Regions from separate parts of the Homo sapiens genome. Here regions 1 and 3 are each linked to region 2. The links are chromatin loops, found by intact Hi-C in ENCODE. Cell type or tissue: CD14-positive monocyte. All regions are shown on one strand.

What was found. A loop is a pair of places that touch in the nucleus more often than their neighbours do. Peaks named below come from ENCODE experiments on the same cell type or tissue, not always from the same donor. Only the 100,000 strongest peaks of a DNase experiment are listed, where the experiment ranks them.
Region 1: it touches region 2 in a loop (2.2-fold over the local background); 3 of 110 quality-filtered maps call a loop at or near these places.
Region 3: a loop joins it to region 2, with 2.6 times the contacts of the local background. A loop is called at or near these places in 2 of 110 quality-filtered maps.

The regions. Positions count from the first base shown.
Region 1 is chr4:38,578,981-38,586,980 of GRCh38, forward strand. No RefSeq gene overlaps it. Among named protein-coding and RNA genes, the nearest start is that of LINC02278, 19 kb to the left of the region's middle. In CD14-positive monocyte, no CTCF peak of the experiment used is centred here; a DNase peak (open chromatin) is centred at 3,661; H3K4me3 peaks cover 637 bases; H3K27ac peaks cover 185 bases.
Region 2 is chr4:38,526,016-38,534,015 of GRCh38, forward strand. No RefSeq gene overlaps it. Among named protein-coding and RNA genes, the nearest start is that of LINC01258, 6.8 kb to the left of the region's middle. RefSeq lists an enhancer at 3,393-3,622. In CD14-positive monocyte, no CTCF peak of the experiment used is centred here; DNase peaks (open chromatin) are centred at 3,316 and 3,796; H3K4me3 peaks cover 1,272 bases; H3K27ac peaks cover 3,089 bases.
Region 3 is chr4:38,616,313-38,624,312 of GRCh38, forward strand. The region is part of intron 6 of KLF3-AS1 (KLF3 antisense RNA 1); the gene reads right to left. Among named protein-coding and RNA genes, the nearest start is that of KLF3, 44 kb to the right of the region's middle. RefSeq lists an enhancer at 5,816-6,668. In CD14-positive monocyte, no CTCF peak of the experiment used is centred here; a DNase peak (open chromatin) is centred at 4,859; H3K4me3 peaks cover 1,312 bases; H3K27ac peaks cover 3,703 bases.

The DNA.
Region 1 (8,000 bases), 53 kb after region 2:
TCAGCATTTTAAAATTTGTATCAGGGCCGGACATGGTGGCTCATGCCTGTAATCCTAGCACTTTGGGAGGCTGAGGAGGGTGAATCACCTGAGGTCTGAGGTTCAAGACCAGCCTGGCCAACATGGTGAAACCCTGTCTCTACTAAAAATACAAAAAATTGGCCAGGCATGGTGGCAGGCATCTGTAACCCCAGCTACTCAGGAGGCTGAGGCAGGAGAATCACTTGAACCCAGGAGGCAGAGGTTGCAGTGAGCCAAGATGGCGCCATTGAACTCCAGCCTGGGCAACAAGAGTGAAACTCCGTCTCAAAACAAAATAAACAAAACAAAACAAAACTTGTATCAGAAGACAGGACAAACAGTTGCCTAAGAAAGCCAATATATACATTAGTACTCAGATTGCAGCCACACATCCAAAGGTGGGCAAAAACACTCAAAGACCAATCAAAATACATTATGGATACTGCAGGTTGACTATCCAGCCTCCACTCTACCCTTCTTCTTTCCTAAGAGAACCCTAGTTTTATTCATATAATCTCCTCTTTCCTACAGAGTCATGTTCCTTGGGGTAAACAAACACTAGCTTTAGGAATGGGTCTGATTGATCTGAGGAGAATTCCATTGCCCTTGTCAGCAGTTAAGACATGCTTAGGCACATAACCTCATTTTGGCCAAGAAAATTAAAGAGAATTCTGGAGTGAGACTCCTGGAAAATTATTCTTCATTCTTAAGAAAGCACCATAGGAAGAGGCCCTCCTATTCTCCCTTTGGCATTGCCATTCCTGCATGTAACTCCTGGAACTGGCATAGCCAGGCTGCCACTAACATGAAGATGAAGCCCACATCAATGGTGGAACAGTGGAGAGATGGAAAGTATCCAGGTTCTTGATGTTAACATCACTGAACTGCCTAATGGACTCAGTTGGGAGCCCGCCCTACACACTTTGATCTACTTGATGACAAAACAAATTGACAACAAGTTTTGGCCTTCCGTGAAAAATCAATCTGCTTATTAATATGAAAAAAATAAAAACAAAGAAAAAGGATAAAGGTGAAAAAAAAGTATAAATTGCTCACAATCCCACTGTGTTAGTGAGAGTTCTTGGTGGCAAGCAACAGAAACCAACTCTGATTCACTTAGGCAGAAACATACTGGATCGGATGGATTATCAAGGAACTGACAAAACCAAAGGCAGGAGAACCAGGAGTCTTTCCCATGAGAACCAGATCTAAGCTTATCCCAGTGTTCACGCTACCATTGGAATCAGCAACACTGCATCCACGGCCACCATTCTCACTGTTTCGGCTGTCACTAGTACTATCACTACTGCATACTGCACTGGCATCATCTCTGCCACCACCACTGTGATGATCTGCTTGCTGACTTTCCAGACTTTCCAAGTATCACACCAAGGCTGTGGGACTAGGAGAGGCAAGCCAGCAGCCTATGGCACACCATTTAAGGAGGCACTCATGGCCGGGCGGGGTGGCTCATGCCTATAATCCCAGCACTTTGGGAGGCCAAGGCGGGTGGATCATAAGGTCAGGAGATCAAGACCATCCTGGCTAACACGGTGAAACCCCGTCTCTACTAAAAAATACAAAAAATTAGCCAGGTGCGGTGGCGGGCACCTGTAGTCCCAGCTACTCGGGAGGTTGAGGCAGGAGAATGACGTGAACCCGGGAGGTGGAGCTTGCAGTGAGCTGAGATCATGCCACTGCATTCCAGCCTGGGCAACAGAATGAGACTCCGTCTCAAAAAAAAAAAAAAAAAAAGAAAGAAAAGGAGGCACTCACTCTCAGGGTCGTACCAATGCAGATCAGCACTCTCATGACTCTAAGAATGAGTGCCTCCTTAAATGTTACCCCCTAGCACCCTAGATGCTTCTTTGCCTCACTTAGTCCCATTCCTGTGCCATCATCCAAGTTTCGGAATTTCAGCGTCAGTGTCCAAGCCTAGTTCATGTGACTACAACCATGTTGCTATGCAGTGAGCATTGAAGGGTCTCCCTCTTCAGCTTCCACATACAACTAAGGCACTCTAGCCAAACTACACACAATGGGAAATTGCCCCCTAATAGGAGCCACATCAGGGATAATGACTCTGAGCTGTTCCTCCAGTCTTTCTTCCATGCATAATACTGGGGTTGGGATGCAAAAATGACTTTATGTTTCTTAGCATAGTTTTTTGGTGCTTAGAAAATACACAACATTCTCAAGTGAAATTCCCCCCCAAATTTCTTCCTAACCAGCCTCATGCCCTGATGTCTGACTGTGTAACCCCCTGCAATACATGACTCGAGAAAATGATATAATTTAAGTCAATCACATGTTAAATTTATACTTTTATTGCCAATATTTGAGCTGTGACCAATTACACACTTTGTTAATTATTTTCTAAAATCATTGTGGTTTGCCTTTGAAAGTCCATGGATATCCAAGTCATTATAGGCAAGAAGATTGACAGTCAAAAACCCGTACACATTCTAATGACAAAATCCTACCAGAGAATCAACACCAATACTATTTTTTAAAAACCCAGAGTGTGGAATGCACTAAACCACTGGCTGATTTCACTTTAAGAGTAATACTTATAGAAAGGGGAAAAGCTTTTGAAGTGTAAGCAGTTTAACAAGGAGAGAAAATAGACATTCAAACGAATCATAAATGGAAGGAAACTGTAGAACAATGCAATGTTCAAACTGGCCATTCAGGGTAACTTCTTCTTTTTTTAAATTTAAACTATGTTTACTTTAAATTTAAATAGTTTCATCTTTCACAAAGCATAGTCAGAAGTCACTTTTTAAAAAATTTCACTTTCTTTAATGGCAAAATAATTACACCTTAGCTGCAGGTTTATTCGTAGTTTGGCTCTGTCTTCATAAAGCTGATTCAGTTGACAGTTGCCAAGGTGATGGCCTTTTTACAAGACACTTTGTTTACGGAGAAGAGTTAAAGGATAAGCACTTTTCACTTGAGACTTTCTAGAAAAATGATACTTGCATTTGCCATACATGCCACCCCAGGTCAAATTTTAAAGACAAGAGAACGAATAGATGTTGTGAGACTTAATTAAATTAAGGACAAATGTACTCTGTAAACAAAAGCTTTAGTTTCCTAGCCGGTGTCTATTTTTCAACCCTGTACTTTTTGACTGTTTAAGCTGTGAAACACAGAGCTCATTGTTGCCTCTAAGATTTGAAGAAATATACTTCTTATTACATGACTCAAGGAGCAGACATAAGTAGTCAAAATAATCACATAAAGAGAAAATTTTGAAAATTATTTGTTTTAATTTATTTGAAATGCATTGATCCACATCACCTCCTACCAGATGAATTAGTGTTATGTTTGCACAGATGTTTACCATCCATTATTGTTGTTATTATTGTTATTAAAGAAATCACTGCAAATGGTAGGAACATCCAGAAGGATAAACTCAAATCTACTATTCTGAGTAGAACCAGTTACCCTACTTTCAACCTTCCTAAGCTGCTATATTTCTTGAGGAAAATTCTCACCACCCAATTCCCACCTTCTCACCTCAATAGCTAGTAGTATGACGTCAACAAGCAGAGCTTTTCTGTAGCCAGGCTGCCACTAACATGAAGAGGAAGCCCAGATGAAGATGAATTCCTATGCTCAGGCATAGGAATGTGATGTAATGGGACCCAGTGGGAGTACTGCAAGGGCTTCTGAGTAGATGTTCCTCATTTGTAAAAGAAGACACAAGACAGAGCCATTCCATTCTTCTCCTCTGGATTCTATCATCTGTGAGTACAGCCTGAAACTGTCATGGACATCTTGTTAAAATGTGGACAAAAACCAATATGCTGGATATGACAGAGTGGAAAGTGAAATTTAAAAAAAAAAAACCCTAGGGCCATGATGGCATTGCTAAGCAGCTGAAGTAACCCTGGAATCACTTTTCCTCCAAATGTATTTCAAGAGATACATAATGTGTTTTCATCATTTAAACAACTTGGAGTTATTTTCTGTAACTTAAGGCAAAAGCACCCCAGCTGATTGTGACGTGTTGCAAAAATGGCCACCATTCTTCTTCCCTCCCTGTATCTACAGCCTATGCAATGCAACTCTGCCTCTCCTTTCAAGAGACAATTTATTCATCCCTTGAATCTGGGTGAGGCTTGTGACCTGCCTGTGGCAATAAAATGTAGCAGAAGTAACAGTGAAAAGTTCAGAACCAGGGCTTCAAGAGGCTTTACATACTTCCTTTCTCACTTGTAGACTCCTAATGCCATTATATAAAGAAGACGAGGTTAGACTGTGGAGGAAGAGAGATCCTGTGGAGAGTGACCTAGTTTTTCCAGCTGTCTCCGCTGAGCTGTCAAACCACAAAGCCCCAGTCAACTTATTAGCTGATCATAGATACTTAAGTGAATTCAGTCAAGATCAGCCAAGCCAGCTCAGACCAGAACTGCCCAGGAATCCCAGCCCAATTGCCAAACTACAGAATTAAGAATGAAATAACTGGTTGCTACTTTTAACCATCATATTGTGGGATTACTTGTTACATAGCAAAAGCTAATTGATACATAGATAAAAGCAAAACTCTAGGTTATTGCTAAGAGCAACAACTTCCCTTAAGTGCATGTTGCATTATGTAATCATTGAATATATATTTATCTTGGAATTGGAAATAGATACATATGTGTACTGCCAAAATTAAATCATTAAATATATAGTACAGGTGATACTCTTTCACAGGTGTGGAAATGGAACAATTGAAGGTAATAATGGCATCCTACCACCATTTCCTATTTTTGACCTATTGTAAGGTTGTCCCTGTTAATGGGAGACAGGAGAGAATAGAAAGAAAGAATGGCTAGTATAAAACTGTGCACAATCTGAAACCATTCATATTTGGCATCAGCAAACTGTATTTGTGTGCGTTCATGAACCCAATCTTTTCTTCTTTCCTTGGACTGGCATGAGGGTAAATTGCATTCTCCATGCACTCAGTAATCAAGTAAGGAATACGCAGCTTAGAAATTGTCTCACAGGTAGGGACATGCAACCTGCAATCAAATGAATTATAAAATTTTAGAGCAGAAAGCCTTAGAAAATGCCTAGTTCAACTTCCCCACTCCCTAGTTCAATGCAGTCATCTTCTTTGTAACATTGATTCCATTCAGCAATCATTTATGGGGTATCTCTTATGTGCAAGTGACTATGCAGCAGGGAATTCAGGAAGAGTAATGAACATCCCTGCCTTCAAGGAGATTACCATTTGATAGTGAAGGTAAAAGACTTACATAAATAAGATCCCAGTGCAAACTGTTAAGGAGACCTAAATATTAGACCTAAATACTAGGATTTCAAGGGAAAAGAGATCTCTCCTAGTGTACATAGGAAAGAGGTAGAATGGGAAAAGAGGCATCCATAAAGATGGATATGGGCTGGGCATGGTGGCTCACTCCTGTAATCCTAGCACTTTGGGTGTCCAGGGCAGGTGCTTCACCTGAGGTCAGGAGTTCAAGACCAGTCTGACCAAGATGGTGAAACCCCATCTCTATAAAAATACAAAAATTAGCTGCCCATGGGGGCACACGTCTGTGGCCCCAGCTACTTGAGAGGCTGAGGTGGGAGAATCGCTTAGATCCAGGAGGCAGAGGTTGCAATGAGTTGAGATGGGATAGATATGCATTTATCACATGATAGTGAAGAGGGAGCAGAAAGTTCCAGATTGAGGAATTATGAGCATAGTATGGAGATAGAAAACAATAAACCAGTGTGTCAGGAGTATCAAATGCTGATAATAACGTTCATCATTTATTATATAAGCATTCTGAATTTTAACCTTCACACTTTTCCTCTCCTGTCTTCTTCATGTAAGTAAAAAGCCTGTCCCTGGCTGGGTGAAGTGGCTCACACCTGTAATCCCAGTACTTTGGGAGGCCGAAGCAGGTGGATCATGAGGTCAAGAGATCAAGACCATCCTGGCCAACATGGTAAAACCCCATCTCTACTAAAAATACAAAAATTAGCTGGATGTGGTAGTGCATACCTGTAGTCCCAGCTACTCAGGAGGCTGAGGCAGGAGAATCGCTTGAATCTGGGAGGCAGAAGTTGCAGTGAGCTGAGATGGCGCCGCTGCACTCCAACCTGTCGACAGAGAGAGACTCCATCACACACACACAAAAAAAAGCCTGTCCTTCACCTAGCTGCTCCAGCCCAAACCTAGGAGGCATCCTTGATTTCCTCCCTTCCCTCAAACCCCATATCCAAACCATTATAAAGCCCAGTCAGCTCTAACCACCAAGATATGGCTCACCAACTCTATCCCCACCAGCTGAGTGTAATCCATCTTCTTCCATAGTATCTTCCTGACTTCGCTTTCTTCCTCCACTCTTAACCTCTTCCAGTGTAGTCTTCACACAGCAGCCTAAGTGAGCTTCATAAAATGTAAATCAGGTCCTGTCACCCCTCCATTGGAGGGGAGCCTCTAATGGTTTCCTGTCACACTGGGAGTAAAATCCAAACTCCAAGGGCTTGTAGTATCTAACTTCTGCATCGTCTGGTCTCACTCATTATGACTTTCTCACTTGCCCACTGTGCCTTGGTCACACTGACCTTTAATTCTACTTTAATTCTCCGAGCTCTTCCCCTCTTTAAGGACTTCGTAGCCTCCATCCCCCCGTCTGGAACGCAGACCCATGGCTTGTCCTCTCACTTCATTCAGACATCTTCTCAAATGTCATCTTCCCAGAGATGCCTTCCCTGACCATCTAAGAGATCCGCCGTCTCCATCGTTCCCTGTATCCTGCTTCATCTTTTATTTTTCTAATCTCCCAAGGCTCGGTCATCCATATCCTGCTTCATCTTCTTCATAGCGCTTTTCATTACCTGAAATCATACTTTATATTTGTTTGTTCACTTACTTCTTATCTGCATTAGTATTAGTTTCCTGTTGCGGCTGCAAAAAATTATCACAAACATAGTGGCTTAAACAACACAAATGTATTGTCTTAACACTTCTGGAGATCAGAAGTCTGAAATGGGTCTTAATGGGTCTCACTAAAGCTAAGATTTCAGTAGGACTATGTTCCTTCTTGGGGCTTTAGGGGAAAATTCATTTCCTTCCCTTTTCAGCTTTTTTTTTTTTTTTTTTTTTTGAAATGGAGTCTTGCTCTGTCAGCCAGACTGGAGTGCAGTGGCATGATCTCAGCTGACTGCAACCTCCACCTCCCAGGTTCAAGTAATTCTTCTGTTTCAGCCTCCTGAGTAGCTGGGACTACAGGTGCATGCCACCACATCCAGCTAGTTTTTTTGTGTTTTTGGTAGACACAGGTTTTCACCATATTAGTCAGGCTGGTCTCGAACTCCTGACCTCAGGTGATCCACCGACCTCAGCCTCCCGAAGTACTGGGATTACAGGCACGAGCCACCACGTGCAGCCTCTTTTCCAATCTCATAGGAAAAGATTCTGCATTCCTTGGCTTGGGTCCCCCTTCCATCCTCAAAGTCAGCAGCAGCCGGTTGAGTCCTCCTCACATGGCATCACTCTGACACTCTCCTGCCTCCCTCTTCCTTCTTTTAAGGACCCTTGTGATTCCACTGGGCCCACCTGGATAATCCAGGCTGCTGTCTCTATTGCAAAATCAGCTGATGAGCAACCTTAATTCCATCTGCAACCTTAACTCCCCTTTGCCATGTAACCTACCATGTTCATAGGTTTTGGAGGCTAGAACATGGACATCTTTTTGGGGTGGCATTATTCTACCTCCCACCCCACAAACACTAGAAGGTAAGTTTCATGAGGGGCAGAACTGGGCCTCCTTCATCATTCTCCGATGCCTGGCACATAGCAATGTATATTACTCCATATACGTTAGTTAACTAAATTCTTGAATGCAACCTACTGTTCCAAGAGCTTTACATGTATTATCCCAATTCCATCATCACAACTACTCTAAGAAGTAAGAACAATTTGTATCCTCATTTACATTTGAGGAAATAGAAGCACAGAGAAATTAAGT
Region 2 (8,000 bases):
ACCAGTTAGCACCAGCTGAATGTCCAGCTCAAAGCAGGCACTCAATGAACATTCACTGGATACGTGACTTCACCATGTACGTCACTGTCCTGGCCAAGCCTGGTGATCATGTCTCTATCATATTCTATCTGCAGGAAGAATCCTGTCAGCCTGGCAGAAGGTACATCAAGTGAGGAGAATTACTCCCCTCCCCTACTTCCTACTGCCAATCCCACCAAGACATGGTGAGGACATCCCAGCAAATGCACAGGAGGTCAATAAAATACAAGGAGCTCCCTGATGCCTTCTGGTGCTACTGCCCACAGGGCACTGTGAACTGGGCCAGCTGGGCTTAGGCCATGCAGAATGGCCAGCTGAGGGCAGAGACAGCCTTTCTCCCACCAGTCAGGCAGCTTCTACCACTTGACCTTCCCTATTCCTCCAGGAGGCTTTCTAAAAGACAACTGGTGAAAACGAGGCCTTCATTCACTCCTTCCTTGCTTCATTCATTCTACAAACATGAATTGGACACCTATTATGTCCCAGTGACTGTGTTAGATGTTGAAGAGGCAGAGTCCAGGCCCGCAAAGAACCCTGGGACTCCTGAGGGAAACAAACAAGGAAATAGACAATGACAATACAGTGTAATGAGAGCCAGGGCAGAAGCAAGCACGTGATGTGGGAGCACACAGGTGTCTCCATGCTTGATCTTGCAGAACGTGGGGTGGAGGGTGCCGCTCCAGAGAGCTCTGGGTAGGGTGGAATTTAACCTCTTGAAGGATGAGAGGGATTAGGTAGGGAAATCAAGGAAGTGTGGAAAGTGAAGGGAGAGTGTTCAGTAGGACACACAGACAAAGATAACAGCATGTACAAGAAAGAATGGGTTCAGGAGGCCGGGCACAGTGGCTCACACCTGTAATCCCAGCACTTTGGGAGGCCGAGGTGGGCAGATCACGAGGTCAGGAGATCGAGACCATCCTGGCTAACACGGTGAAACCGCATCTCTTCTAAAAAAAATACAAAAAAATTAGCCAGGCATGGTGGTGGGCACCTGTAGTCCCAGCTACTTGGGAGGCTGAGGCAGGAGAATGGCGTGAGCCCGGGAGGCGGAGCTTGCAGTGAGCCAAGATCATGCCACTGCACTGCAGCGTGGGTGACAGAACGAGACTGTGTCTCAAAAATAATAATAATAATAATAATAATGGCTTCAGGAATTGGCAAATGGGGACTTGGTGAGGATAAATCCAGAGGATGAGATCAGGATGTGGGTTTCCACATGCCCAGGAACAAGGAAAGACCTGTCCTTTGGTGGAGACTTGGGTACTCGAAAGACAGGTGGGAGGTGTTATATAAAGCCTTTATCTACCCTGTTTTATGGATGAGAAAGCTGAGAGCTGAAGAGCGGAATCACACAGCAAGTAATCAGCATAGATAGATCATCATAGTTGGAGGAGCTGGTCCTCTTGACCATACGAATGAGAAATAAATCAGCTTCTCAAATGGTATAGAGGCTCCGGGCCCAGTTGTGTTGGAATTTACCTTCCCACCCTCCCCTGTGCAATGAGCTGCCTTCTTCACAATCCATCAAAGAAGGTAAAAACAGCCATTGCTTCCTGCTAGAGATGGTAGTGGTGGCTCAGAGAAACCCTTAAAAAATTATTAGATGACCCCTGCTGTGATCTGAATGTTTGTGTCTCTCCAAAATTCACATGTTGAAATCCTAACCCCACCCACCGCACCCCCCACCCCACAGTGATGGTATTAGAAGGTGAGGTCTTTGGGGGGTGATTAAGTCATGAGGGTGGAACTGTCATGAATAGAGCTAATGCCCTTAGAAAAGAGGCCTGAGGAAGTTCCATATCCCCTTCTACCACATGAGGACACAGTGAGAAGGCACCATCTGTGAGGAGATGGGCCCTCACCAATCACCAAATCTGCTAGTGCCTTGGTCTTGGAATTCCCAGCCTCCAGAACTGTGAGAAGCAAATTTCTACCATTTTAAAGTCTATAGCACTTTGTTACAGCAGCTTGAACTAACTAAGACACTCCTTGGCTGCCTTCACAATGCTTACCAGGAAGTTCTCTGCAAGCCTTAAAAGTTCAAAGCCCAGAAATGGCCTCTCTTGAATGACATCCTTGGGTTTATGAATGAAATAGCCATATCTTGCATCTTTCTCCTTTGAGATTCATTCTTTTCTAATATTGCATTTACTACCCAAACAGATATTTCTGCTGATATTCATTCAATCCTACAGAGATAGACATCTAGGTAACATTATTTGCAAAATTTTTCCTGCTTCTTTTTCTTTCTTAAGAAGTTGTACCTTTCTTTCCAGTTATAATGAATAAGACAAAGCAAGTCATTCTGGACTTCTTTTTTCTCTTTTTTAAATTCATAATGGTTGTAGTTGAATAAAATATAATTTTTAATGGATATACATCTCACAGAACAGACAATACATATCTTTCAGGTAAAGCTTCTCTTTTCTCATATGAACAAATAGTATGTGAAAAATAGCAAAATAGATCATAAAGGCATCTGCATAATACATTGCAACTTTTGCTAAATTATTCTATCTTGTTCAAAATGAGACCTTCAGAAGCTTTAATTTCCTTGGCTCAATATATTGTAAGGATTAATACATATCCATTGATTTATTTATTCATCCATGTAGTATCAGTTTCATAATATGTGAGGCTCAGTGCACAATGAAAATATGGGGCCTCTTGTTCAAAAATTAAGACTTTTCTAGATAGCAGCCAGGCACAGTGGCTCACTCGAGTAATCTGAGCACTTTGGGAGGCCAAGGTGGGCAGATCACTTGAGGTCAGGAGTTTAAGACCAGCCTGGCCAACATAGTGAAACCCCGTCTCTACTAAAAATACAAAAAATTAGCCAGGCCTGGTGGTGGGCACCTGTAATCCCAGCTACTCGAGAGACTGAGGCAAGAGAATCATTTGAACCCGGGAGGCAGATGTTGCAGTGAGCCGAGATGGTGCCACTGCACTCCAGACTGGGCGACAGAGCTAGACCCTGTCTCAAAAAAAAAAAAAAAAAGAAAACGAAAAAAGAACTTTCTAGATGACAGCAGCATTAAGCCAAGCATTAAAGCCACCTGTCTAAGCATGAGTCCCTGTGTAACTCCACAGGTCCCCCACCCAGGAAGCTGGACCTGAATCCACCAAATTATAGGCCGGCCCTGGAAATACAAGGATGAGCCAGTCAGATGTGGTCTGTGCCCTCCCCTGCAGCTTGGAGAAGAAAGGTCACCATGAGGTTTAATGAGGACTCAGATAAGGGAAGTGCTGGGTCATCTAGGAGCTACCTCATCGTAGCGGCCAGCAAAGACCTTCCTGAGGAAATGACATGCACGCTGAGGCCTGAAGCTTGACGAGGCTTCAGCAGGCCAAGAGTAGGAGGGAAATTATTTTCGGGCAAAGGAAGAGCATGTAAAAGAGATTGGAGAAAAGGCTGAAGAGTGTGGCATGTCTGAGGAACCACAAGGAGTGTGGCATGGCTGCAGCACAGAGAACATTATGGGGCCTGGCTGAGGGCAAGATGAAGAGGTGGATGAGACCCAGCCCTGAAGGGAGGTTACATGGTATCCTGAAGGCAGTGGGAAGCTCTTAATGAGTTTCTTGGGCCTCTCTCAGCTGCACAATGGGCCAAAGAAGGGAAGAAATCGATGGTGGTGTCAGTGGAAGAAAACCAAGCTCCCCTGCCTGGTTCCTGATGAAAAAAGAAAAACAGCAAAAACAAAAACAGGAAGTTAGCCTGCAGAATTGCGTTGGCAGGAAGTCCTGGTTTGACAAGTCATTCAGCCTGTGCTCTGGGCCATGGACCTACCACCTTGAAGCTGGTGCTACTCCACACCTGATCAGCAGATCAGAAGAGCAGGACAGGCAGAACCTTCCTCTTCTACTGCGAGAGCTCAGTCAGTGGGAAATGTGCTCCGGGCTTCCTGGTTTGTCGCTTAGCAACACCACGTACTTGGTGCATAGGTGACCAGCACTCTCCATGAAGCCTTCCTGAGTGACTCTGCGCCCACTGTGCCTGCTGGCAGTCATGTGTTTACCGGTTTGCCTCACCTACCAGACTATGTGTTGCTTGCGAGCAGGAGATAGGTCTTACTCACTTTTGGATTCTAGTTTCTCACAAAGTAAACCATAAATGTATTGGTAAACTGAATTAACTTATACTAAATCTAGTTATATCTGAGGTATAGTATACATTCAGTCATTTTGGGAAGACAACTTGTATTAAAGATATAAAATTTTTATAAGAGAAAAGTCCTTTGAGTTCTGTGCCTCTGGCTTTAAGATATGCTTTTGACATCCAATATTTTTCTAATTTGGGACTTTTCAGAAATGATCAAGGCAATGTCCATTTGATATAGTATCCCTAGCAGACAAGGATTATGAGTTTTTAGCATTGAGTTTCCACAGGGCATGGTGTATAGTAAGTGGTTCATTATTTAATGAATGTATAGATCACATACATCCATGTACACCAATTCACACATACACTTTGCATTACTAAAGGGTTTTACAGGTACATATTCAGTAGTTTTTTTAAATGTATAAGAAAAGTATAAATAGGAAAGTGTACCATAGTATATATGATACATATCTAAGATGTGAAGATTATGTTATTATGCATCAAAAATCATAAAGGTGGATGATTATTTTGATTATTCAGCAGAAGCATTTCTCCATGCAACGTTTAATAGAAAAATATATAAGGAAGGCAAAGGCTTAAAATACTATCTATCTTCAAACTTTTAAAAGAAATAGGCCTGGTCCAGTGGCTCACACCTGTAATCTCAGCACTTGGAGAGGCTAAGGCAGGAGGCTCACTTGAGGCCAGGAGTTTGAGTCCAGCCTGGGCAACATAGAGAGGCCCTTCTCTACAAAAAATTTTAAAAAGCAGCTGGGCATGGTGGTGCATGCCTGCAGTCCCAGCTACTTGGGAGGCTGAGGCAGGAGGATCACTTGAGCCCAGGAGTTAGAGGCTGCAGTGAGTATGATTGTGCCACTACACTCCAGCTGTAGCCTGGTTGACAGAGAGAGACCTGTCTCTAAAAAAAGAAGGAAAGAAAGAAATGTAAAATGATTTACATAAAATGCTGTAACTGTAAAATCAATTCAGAGAGGAAATGTTCAAGAATAAGTGATTTTCAAGAAGTATAATTTTATGATCTGACATCTGAGAAATAGTTGAACAAATGGAAGAATTGTCTTACTCCAGAGTATTAGAAACAAGCCAGTGGGAGGGTGTTCAGTGAGCCATTTGTAACTAGAGAGCCCTCCGGAGAAAGAGGGGGTGGAGTTTCTGAGGAACCAGACAGAGCTGGGATTTTCTCAGCTGTGTTTGCAGTTTCACTTAGATACCGTTCAAAGCCATTTCTAGCATCTAATAAAAACAGATGCACTTTTTCTTACAGCCCCCAAGTGTCTGGAATACAAATTTCCCATCTTGTCACTGACCAGCTTCTCTGTCCTTGGAATCCCTCTACCTCTGTTCCTTTGTCCCTGGGATTCATGGTTGTGACCAGACTGCAGACCCTTGCTACCTGATAACCCGCCCCTGTCTCGCCAACTCCTGTGAACAACCTACTCCACTTGAAAACAAACACATCCATCTCTTTTTTTTTTTTTTAATTTATAACTGAAAGAGGTTTAATTGCCTCACAGTTCTGTAGACTATACAGGAAGCATAGCGGCTTCTGGCTTCTGTTTCTGGGAAAGCATCAGGAAGCTTCCAATCATGGCAGAAGGAAAACAGGGAGTGAGGCATCTCCACACGGTGGGAAAAGGAGCATGAGAGAGTGTGAGAGGAGCTACACACCTTTTTTTGTTATTGTTTTACTTTAAGTTCTGGGACACATGTGCAGAACGTGCAGGTTTGTTACATAGGTATACATGTGCCATGGTGGTTTGCTGCACCCATCAACCCATCATCTAGGTTTTAAGTCCCTCATGTATTATATATTTGTCCTAATGCTCTCCCTCCCCTTGCTCCCCACCCCCCGACGGGACCCGGTGTGTGATGTTCCCCTCCCTGTGAGTAAGAACACAGAGAAACATACCCATTTCTTTACATTGAAAGAGACCTTAGAGATCATCTGACAAAAGGGGCCAGGAGAGTTAGTGTGACTTTCACGAGGTCACAGAGCTATTTTAGTCACAAAGCCAGCACAACAAAGCCAGCACAAGAACCTTACTCCATCCCCTGATGCCTCCTCTACCACTTCTCGATGTCCATCCCAGCAGCCTCAGTTACAACTGGCTTCCTGAAGAAAGTTTTCAAAAACGTTATGTATTAGTCATTGAACCCTAGACTACGCTAAAAGGTAACTTGTAAATCCACCTGATGCATTGATCTCCCTGGTGGAAATAATTTGAATGCTTCCTGGCCTCGACTAATCTTTATGTATGCATGTATGTAATTTGTATGTTGGTACATGTGCTGCCTTTCATGCTACTTTTTGCTTCATGTGAACAGCAGCCACATGTAAACACTTCCCCAGCTTTCTAGAGCAGGGCCATCCAATAGAACTTTCTCCGATAATGAAAATGCTCGTTACCTATGACAGTAGTCACATGCTGCTTTTGAGCACTTGAAATAAGGCTAGCGTAACTGAGGAACTGAATCTTTTATTTTATTTCATTGTAATTCATTCAAACACAAATTTCAATGCCACTTGGCCAACACAGTTCTAGAGAGTCATTGTGTTTCTTACAATGGATACGTAAAATTTCAATTGTATTGATATTTTGGTTTATTTATTATTCCTCTGTCCTCATTCAAAATGCTTTTTGCTTTTGCTATTATAGCAAATACAATATTATGTACAGATATATATATACACTCCCATAAAAAAATTGCTTGTGTGGTTTTCTTCTTTTGATTTATTTGTTTAACTTCCTGCAAATGAAACTCCAACTGCGTAGTGTTTTGACTGAAATATTCCTTAAAATCCTCAAAGAGGCTCCATCTGTCTCTCTTCCCCTCTTTTTCTCCCATTATATACCCTCTGGAGCAGGAACTCTGTCGAGAATCCGGGCCTTCTGTTTCTAAGTCCTCCACTGGGGCCGCTCTCAGCCCTTTTTCTGTGCTTCCTCATCCTCCCTGAGTCATGTTTTAGGTCTCCTTTCCCCAAGCCAACTTTATCCTTTTGTATTGTCCTTTGGAAGCAAAGACACAGGTCATTTTGATTTAAGGGATTTGCTACTAATCCAGACAAAATAGAAAGCACAGGGATGTTCCAAAAGTTCAGAATCTGGACATAATCCACAGCTCTGTTCCCAATTCCTCACTCCTGGCCAAAGATGTAGAGGGACTGCAAACACAGTGTTTGAAGCCAGAGAGATCCGGTGTTACTTGTTCCCCTGAGCAACATCAGCTCACTCTGGTGCTTTCCTTATTTCCCTACACCTCAGCCTCACACATCACAGTCATCTCCACGGAGAGGATGCCCAAGAAATGCTGCTGAGGCAATATAAACTCAACCCCGTCCGTCAGAAAAGATAAACAGGCCACTCTCCAGATCACTTGGATGGTGAATGCAGTTTTGAGCAAATCCACTCAAGTTTTCAGGTTAGACAATGTGATGGTTACTACTGTCAACTTGATTGGATTGAAGGATGCAAAGTATTGTTCCGGCGTGTGTCCGTGAGGGCGTTACCAAAGGAGATTAACATTTGAAGTCAGTGGACTGGGAGAGGCAGACCCACCGCAATCTGGGTGGGCACCATCCAAGTAGCTGCCAGTAGCTAGAATAAAGCGGGCAGAAGAAAGTGGAATGAACAGACTCTCTGAGTCTTCCAGCCTCCATCTTTCTCCCGTGCTGGATGCTTCCTGCCCTTGAACATCAGACTCCAACTTCTTCAGCTTTTGGACTCTTGGACTTCAACCAGTGATTTGCCAGGGCTATCAGGCCTTCGGCCACAGACTGAAGGCTGCACTGTTGGCTTCCCTACTTCTGAGATTTTGGGACTCAGACTGGCTTCCTTGCTCC
Region 3 (8,000 bases), 90 kb after region 2:
GTGGCGCAATCTCGGCTCACTGCAACCTCTGCCTCCCAGGTTCAAGCAATTCTCCTGCCTCAGCCTCCTGAGTAGCTGGGACTACAGGCACATGCCACCATGCCCGGCTAATTTTTGTGTTTTTTTTAGTAGAGACGGAGTTTCACCACGTTGGCCAGGATGGTCTCGAGCTCTTGACCTTGTGATCCACCCATCTTGGCCTCCCAAAGTGCTGGGATTACAGACGTGACCACTGCGCCCGGCCAATCCATTTTCATTTATTTCCCTGGAAACTTTACTCTCTGACACTTTAGGCTTCCTGTAAAACAGCAAAAGTGCCCTTTCTAGGGACAAAGGGAAACACGCAAAGTCTCCACATCCACTCACCAGTGATCCTCCAGACCATTCAACCAGACCCTGGGTTATGTTATAAAGAGCTATCTGAAACCGTGAAAACCTTGCCAAAGAGATTTAACCATTACGTTGTGTGTTAGAGGGAGCAGAATATGTGAAAGTTGTATGAAAGCTGCAGAAGTAGATGGGTACTTAGGGACATCCCTGTGCCTGTGTTATTCCATCTTTCCATCTTGTGACATCATTTTTATTCTTCCCTAGTCTGGGACACTCTCAGCAGCAGTTCTTGGCTTTTTTGTGTGTCGTTGTTGTTGTTGTTTTGAGTCTTATCCCTTTTCTCTGGCCGGCATTCTTCCAAAATACAAATATGCTCATATACAAGCAATTCTGCAAAGAATTTCGAGGACATGAAACATCTCCTAAGAGAGAGCCCAGGTAAAGAAGATCTAAACTAAGGTAGGAGTCCAGATATTTGCAGAAACAATAAACTTGACGGGTGTAATAAACATTGATAGTAGCTGCAAAATAAAGCCAAACTTCATATTTGAGTATTGGAAAAAAGAACTGCTTATCCTGGGTTGGTCTTTTCAGATACATTCGTCTCTATATGGATAACAAAAGTAACCATATGTGATATCGTTTGGACATTTGTTCCCTTCAAATTTCATGTTGAAATCTGATCCCCAGTGTTTGGAGGTGGGGCCTGGTGGGAGGTGTTTGGGTCATGGGGCCCAAACATGAATCTTGGCTTGGTGCCTTTCTCTTGGTAATGAATGACTTCTCCCTCTATTAGTTCCCTCCAGATCTGATTGTTAAAAAACAGTCTGGCAACTCCCTTCTCTCTCTCCTGCTCCTCCTCTTGCCATGTGATCTGCGCACTCCAGCTCCTCTTCACCTTCTTCCATGAGTGGAAGCTTCCTAAAGCCCTCATGAGAGCAGATACAGGTGCCATGCTTCTGATACAGCCTACAGAACCATGAGCCAAATAAACCTCTCTCTTTCTCTCTCTGTCTCTGTCTCTCTGTCTCTCTCTCTCTCTCTCTCTCTATATATATATATATACATTACCCAGCCTCAGATATTGAGTAGCAATGCAAAATGGACTGAGACAATATGTCATCAATATACCATCTTTTTTCAAAAAAAAAAAACACAAAAAAAACAGTCTCACTGTCACCCAGGCTGGAGTGCAGTGGCACAATCATAGCTCATTGCAGCCTCAAACTTCTCGGCTCAAGTGATCCTCTTGCCTCTGCCTCCTGAGGAGCTGAGAGGATACAGGTGCATGCACATCAGCTAATTTTTTTTTTTTTTTGAGACAGGGGTCTCACTATGTTGCCCAACTTGGTCTCCAACTCCTGGGCTCTAGCGGTCCCCCCATCTCAGCCTCCTAAAGTGCTGGGATTACAGGCATGAGCCACCATGCCTGGCCTATCACCATCATTGAATACAAAAAATGACTGTATCCAGGAGATAAATCATGGACAAGGCACAAAACTGATAATGAGATTTTCTCATCAAAATATTGACACTATTACAAGTGTATACATGGGTAATAAATGAATAAATTATCTTGCCCATCAGAGCCCCTCAACTGAATTTTTTTTTTTTTTTTTGGAGACAGAGTCTCAATCTGTCACCCAGGTTGGATTGCAATGGCGCAATCTTGGCTCACTGCAACCTCTGCCTCCCAGGTTCAAGCGATTCTCCTGCCTCAGCCTCCCAAGTAGCTGGGATTACAGGCACCCACCATCATGCCTGGCTAATTTTTGTATTTTTATAGAGATGGGGTTTCACCATGTTGGCCAGGCTGATCTCGAACTCCTGACCTCAGGTGATCCACCCACCTTGGCCTACCAAAGTGCTAGGATTATAGGCGTGAGCCACCGTGCCCAGACCCTCATCTGAATTTTTAAAATCACATCCTTTGCATCATTTATTTCAGTAGCTGCTCTACCCTCAAAGTCATTCTCAGCCTTGCTTTAACTTCAAAGAATTCTGCATATGTCATCTTCCTTAGATCGCATCTATTTCAAACCCTTAGCTAGTCCAAAAACCATGTAGCCACAAGTAATCATAAGATTACTGTCATCCTAGTAACTTTTGCCATTTTCAGAATGACTGCTATGTGCCAGCTAGGCTTGTAGCACCTCAAATGTATTATGAACATGTACTAAATCTTTACAACAGTGCTGCTCTGTAGATAGCAGTATTTCCATTTTAAAGAGAGAATCCCAGCCAAGTGCTGTGTCTCATACCTATAATCCCAGCACTCTGGGAGGCCGAGGAGGACGGACCACTTGAGGTCAGGAGTTCAATACCAGCCTGGCCAACATGGCAAAAACCCATCTCTACTAAAAATACAAAAAAGTAGCCGGGCATGGTGGCGCGTGCCTGAAATCCCAGCTACTGGGGAGGCTGAAACATGAGAGTCACTTCAACCCAGGAGGCAGAGGTTGCAGTGAGCCCAGATCGCACCACTGCACTCCAGCCTGGGCGACAAAGCGAGACTCTGTCTCAAAAATAAATAAATAAATAAGAGACAGAGAATCCCAAGGCTCAGACAGAAGTAATTTTCTAGGGGTTATGGAGCAAGGAACTGGCAGAACTGGGTTCAACCTTAATTTCATTTGACTGCAAACTCTCCCTCTTAGTCCTGATGGTTGGTACCAGGGTGCCATTTTTCCAGATGAATCTTAAAATTACAGAATTCTCAATTTATATGTGTTCTTAACCTTCTTTGGCTCAATGAATATTCGAACAGAAAAGGATCTTGGAGGCAATTTTGCCTGACTCTCACACTTTACAGATGAGGAAACTGAGACTTGGCTGCGGTAGGTTACTGCTCCAGTTATGGCCTTCCCTTTTCTGGTTCTGAGGAGGCAGGACCCACTTCCTTTGGGAGGTGATTTCACGCTTCTGCTAGCATAGCTTTAAGTGCACCAAAAGTCTTTATGCAGACCTTTGAGGACCTTCCAAAAGGAGCATAAAAAGTCCAGAACATGTCAATGACCCAAGCAAAGGAGACCCATACTCAGATGGCATCTACTGCAAAGGGAATAGAGCAAGTTTATTCAATCCACAGCCCTCAGCCTGCATGTGGCCCAGGAAAGCTTTGAATGTGGCCCAATACAACTTCATCAACTTTCTTAAAACATTATGAGATTTTTTTTGCGATTTTTTTTTTTAGCTCATCAGCTATTTTAGTGATAGTGTATTTTATGTGTAGCCCAATACAATTCTTCTTCTTCCAATGTGGCCTAGGGAAGCCAAAATGTTGGACATCCCTGGAATAGAGCAATCCAAGATGTGTCCCACCCCACTCCCCACAGGGCAAGCCAAGGATGTTGGCTGATCCACAAAGCTGGTACAACAACAAAACAAGACATGCAAAATTCCAGCAAAGGAGATCCAAGAAACCAGCACCTGCATCCCAGAGCAACTTCTAAGGACAGCAATGACATGCAGCCCAATTAAGCAGGAAATTTCAAAGCCCTCCACTTTAGGTCCATAGCAGCTGGAATGAGGAAGAAAAGGACAAATCAGTGCTCAATAGCTTGCCCTTAGATTTGTTATCGAGCTAGAATAACAAGCAGTTGTCATATTTCAAGTGTGTTTTAAAAGTCCTGAATCAGATAACTATCATGCCTTGCATTGTTCTTGAAAATGCAAAAATAGAAAAAGGAAGAAATTATCTAAGAGCAATAAACCAAGGAAACAGAGACCAGGCAGGGGTGGGGCTGCAGATCATCACTACTGATGCTTATGAACATTTACTACATGACAATAGTTACTACATGACAGAGTTAGACACAGTTCCAATCTCTCTGTCCAAGAGAAAGAAAGAATAAGAGAATAAAAAATGTAGCTATTTAAAAGAATGTAACGAATTAATAACAATAGAATAAGAGAATAATGTAACTAATGAAAGAATGTCACATTTGTATTTTCTAAAGAAGGCAGTTTAGGGTGACCCTAATGTTTTTCAACATTAATTTTTTTACTTTATTATGTTGTTAGGGAACATCAAAAACACAAAGTACTGTACTAAATATATCACATGTCATAAAGACAGTACACATTGGGTGGGTCAATGACTGAGGCTTGCCTGAATTAGCTTTAATTGATTCACTTAACATCTCCAAGCTTTTCCGGGCTGTTTTGTAAGTAAGTATGATTATATACAAGGTGATACATAAATATTTAACATAAGCATATGTATATATCTATACATACACATGCATATGTATATATCTATATGTATACATGCATATCTATGTACACACACATATGTGTATGTATGTATATGCATGTGTGTGTATGTTTTTATATGTAATATATTGAGACCATTTGACATACCCAGGTACTGAGCCTACCATCCCACTGAATAAGTTAATTTACTGGGCTCTCAGAGTATGAATCCTTAGCCTTCTCAGAGCACATGCACTGTTTGCTCAATCTGAAAACACGTAATTATTTAACTTGCCTTCTAAAGTAACACCACACCCTGGATATGATGCAAGACCCAGCATTACAAGATAAGCTCTGTCTCAAGTTTCTGCTCGTTATAGTGCCTGAAGTATTTACTCATATGCTCAGGGACTGAAGCAGAAGTAAACAGTCAGGCCAGTATTATAGGGACACCTGTGTTACAAAATTGACTTTCTTATATTGTGAAAGCAATGAATGAAGTTCAGCAGGCCTCCTGTAAGGATGCCGATTCAGCCCACATCACCTTGGTCAAACAGGACTTCAGCCTTATTGCCGCCCTCCCTAACGCACCCAGGTCAGTCTACTTTCCTCAGGTATCTGATCCAAGCTACAAGTCATGGGTCTCCGCTGCAGCACCTCACCTCCTGTTTATCTTCTGTTTGCACCCGTCTTCGGGGAAGTTAACCTTGCTTTCTGTCAATGTGTGCTGCCCCTGGATCTCCAAAGAGGTTTCTGCATGGTGTGTTTAACAGGACTGGACTCTATCTTTACAATTCTACAAAATCAGGCCAGGCGCAGTGGCTCATGCCTGTAAACACCTAACACTTTGAGAGGCCAAGTCAGGCGGATCACCTGAGGTCAGAAGTTTGAGACCAGCCTGGCCAACATGGTGAAACCCCGTCTCTACTTAAAAATATAAACATTAGCCAGTTGCAGTGGCGGGCACCTGTAGTCCCAGCTCCTCAGGAGGCTAAGGCAGGAGAATCGCTTGAACCCAGGAAGTGGAGGTTGCAGTGAGCCGAGATCATGCCACTGGACTCCACCCTGGGCGACAGAGCAAGACTCCATCTCAAAAAAAAAAAAAAAATTCTACAAAATCACTTCGTTTATGACTCCCTCTCTAATTAAACAGAACACGGTGTCCTGGAACAGAGACTCAGGTACAAGTTTACATTTCTATTAGGCTTGATGCCTCATATCTTCCCCACAACAGGAGTACTGAGATTTGATATAGCTGAGTGATTAAGAGCAAGAACTTGGAGAACTAGTTAGCCAGGGTTTGAATCCCGGACCACCACACACTAACTGTGCCTCACTTTCCTTACCTTTATTTTTATTTATTTATTTATTTATTGAGACAGAGTCTTACTCTATCACCCAGGCTGGAGCGCAGTGGTGCAATCTTGGCTCACTGCAACCTCCACCTCCTGAGAATTGAGGCAATTCTCCTGCCTCAGCCTCCCAAGTAGCTGGAACCACAGGCACGTGCCACCACACCCGGCTAATTTTTCTATTTTTAGTAGACATAGGGTTTCACCATATTGGTCAGGCTGGTCTCAAACTCCTGACCTCAGGTGATCCATCCAGCTTGGCCTCCCAAAGTGCTGGGATTATAGGCATGAGTCACCACACCCAGCCTATTTATTTTTTCTTTGAAACAAGTTCTTGCTCTGTTGGCCAGGCTGGTGTGCAGTGGCCTCAGCACAGCTCACTGCAGCCTTGATCTCCTAGGCTCAAGTGATCCTCCCACTTCAGCCTCCCAAGTAGCTGGGATTACAGGCATGTACCACCACACCTGGCTAATTTTTTGTGGTTTTTGTAAAGACACAGTTTTGCCATGTTGGCCAGGCTGCTGGAACTCCTGGACTCAAACAATCCACCCACCTGGCTTTCAGAAGTGCTTGGATTAAGGCGTGAGCTACCACACCCAGCCTTCCTTACCTTTAAGATAGATAGATAGGTAGGTAGCTAGGTAGATAGATGGAAGGATGGATGGATGGATGGATAGATAGATAGGTAGATAGACACAGAGATAGATACATACATAGACAGATAGACAGACAGATAGACGGATGGATGATAGTTAACCAAAGTGCTCAGACTAGTGCCTGGTATGCAATAAATGCTACCTAAGTGCAAGCATAACAAATATGATGATAATGGTACTTCCTATCTGCCTTGGTGTTCAGGAGAGGATGAGGAGGGACGGGGCCACCCCCGTGGTAAGCAAGTGAGGGCATCCCTGAAGTGGCTGCAGCTGTGCTGCACTGTTCCGTTGTCTCCATGGAGGGCCTGACTTGGTGTGACCAGCTCTGCACATTTTCAAGAGAAAGCAAAATCCAAATTTCTGGATTTTAAATTGTTGGTTTACATTTTTAAAAATTAGTGTTTGAGCCAAAGAAAGCATGTCTAGAAGCAGATTTTTTCCCTTAAGTCACCATTTTGTGACCTCAGACACATATGAATCTATAATGTGTGGGTTTCCATTTTTCTTTGCTTATCATCCATACTTCTTTCTCAGCTGAACACCCCAGGGGCAAGAGAAAGCACACAGAAGGCACTCAATGAAACCCAGCTGAACAATGACCTGGTTTGTTAATAAACAAACACCAGTGGGCTTTTCTGCAAGAAAACAATGAGTAACAGTGTCAGCTACATTTAGGAACTTTTTTTTTTTTTTTTTTTTTGGTTGGAGTCTGAGTCTCACTGTCACCCAGGCTGGAGTGCAGTGGCTCAATCCCGGCTCACTGCAACCTCCACCTCTTGGGTTCAAGTGATTCTCCTGCCTCAGCCTCCCGAGTAGCTGGGATTACAGGCATGCAACACCACGCCCAGCTAATTTTGTGTATTTAGTAGAGATGGGGTTTCACCATGTTAGCCAGGCTGATCTCAAACTCCCGGCCTCTGGTGATCCGCCTGCCTCGGCCTCTCAAAGTGCTGGGATTACAGGCATGAGCCACTGCGCCCGGCCTAGGACCTTCTCTTAAAGTGCATCTTTAGGTCAAAAAACCAGGCCCTGGGAGCACACATCTGAACAAGATGCAGCCCCTGATTCTGAGGAACTTACAGACTTGTGGGGGACACAAAAGTGCAGACAACTGGCTGGGCGCAGTGGCTCATGCCTGTAATCCCAGTGCTTTGGGAGGCCAAGGAGGGCAGATCACGGGGTCAGGAGTTCGAGACCAGCCTGACCAACATGGTGAAACCCCGTCCCTACTAAAAATACAGAAATTAGCTGGGCGTGGTGGCGCACACCTGTAATCCCAGCTACTCGAGAGGCTGAGGCAGGAGAATCACTTGAACCTGGGAGGCAGAGGTTGCAGTGAGCCGAGATCGTGCCACTGCACTCCAGCCTGGGCAACAAAGCGAGACTCCATCTCAAAAAAAAAAAAAAAAAAAGCGCAGACAATTGCAATGTTTACAAAACACATTGGCATACATTATGTCATTTCACA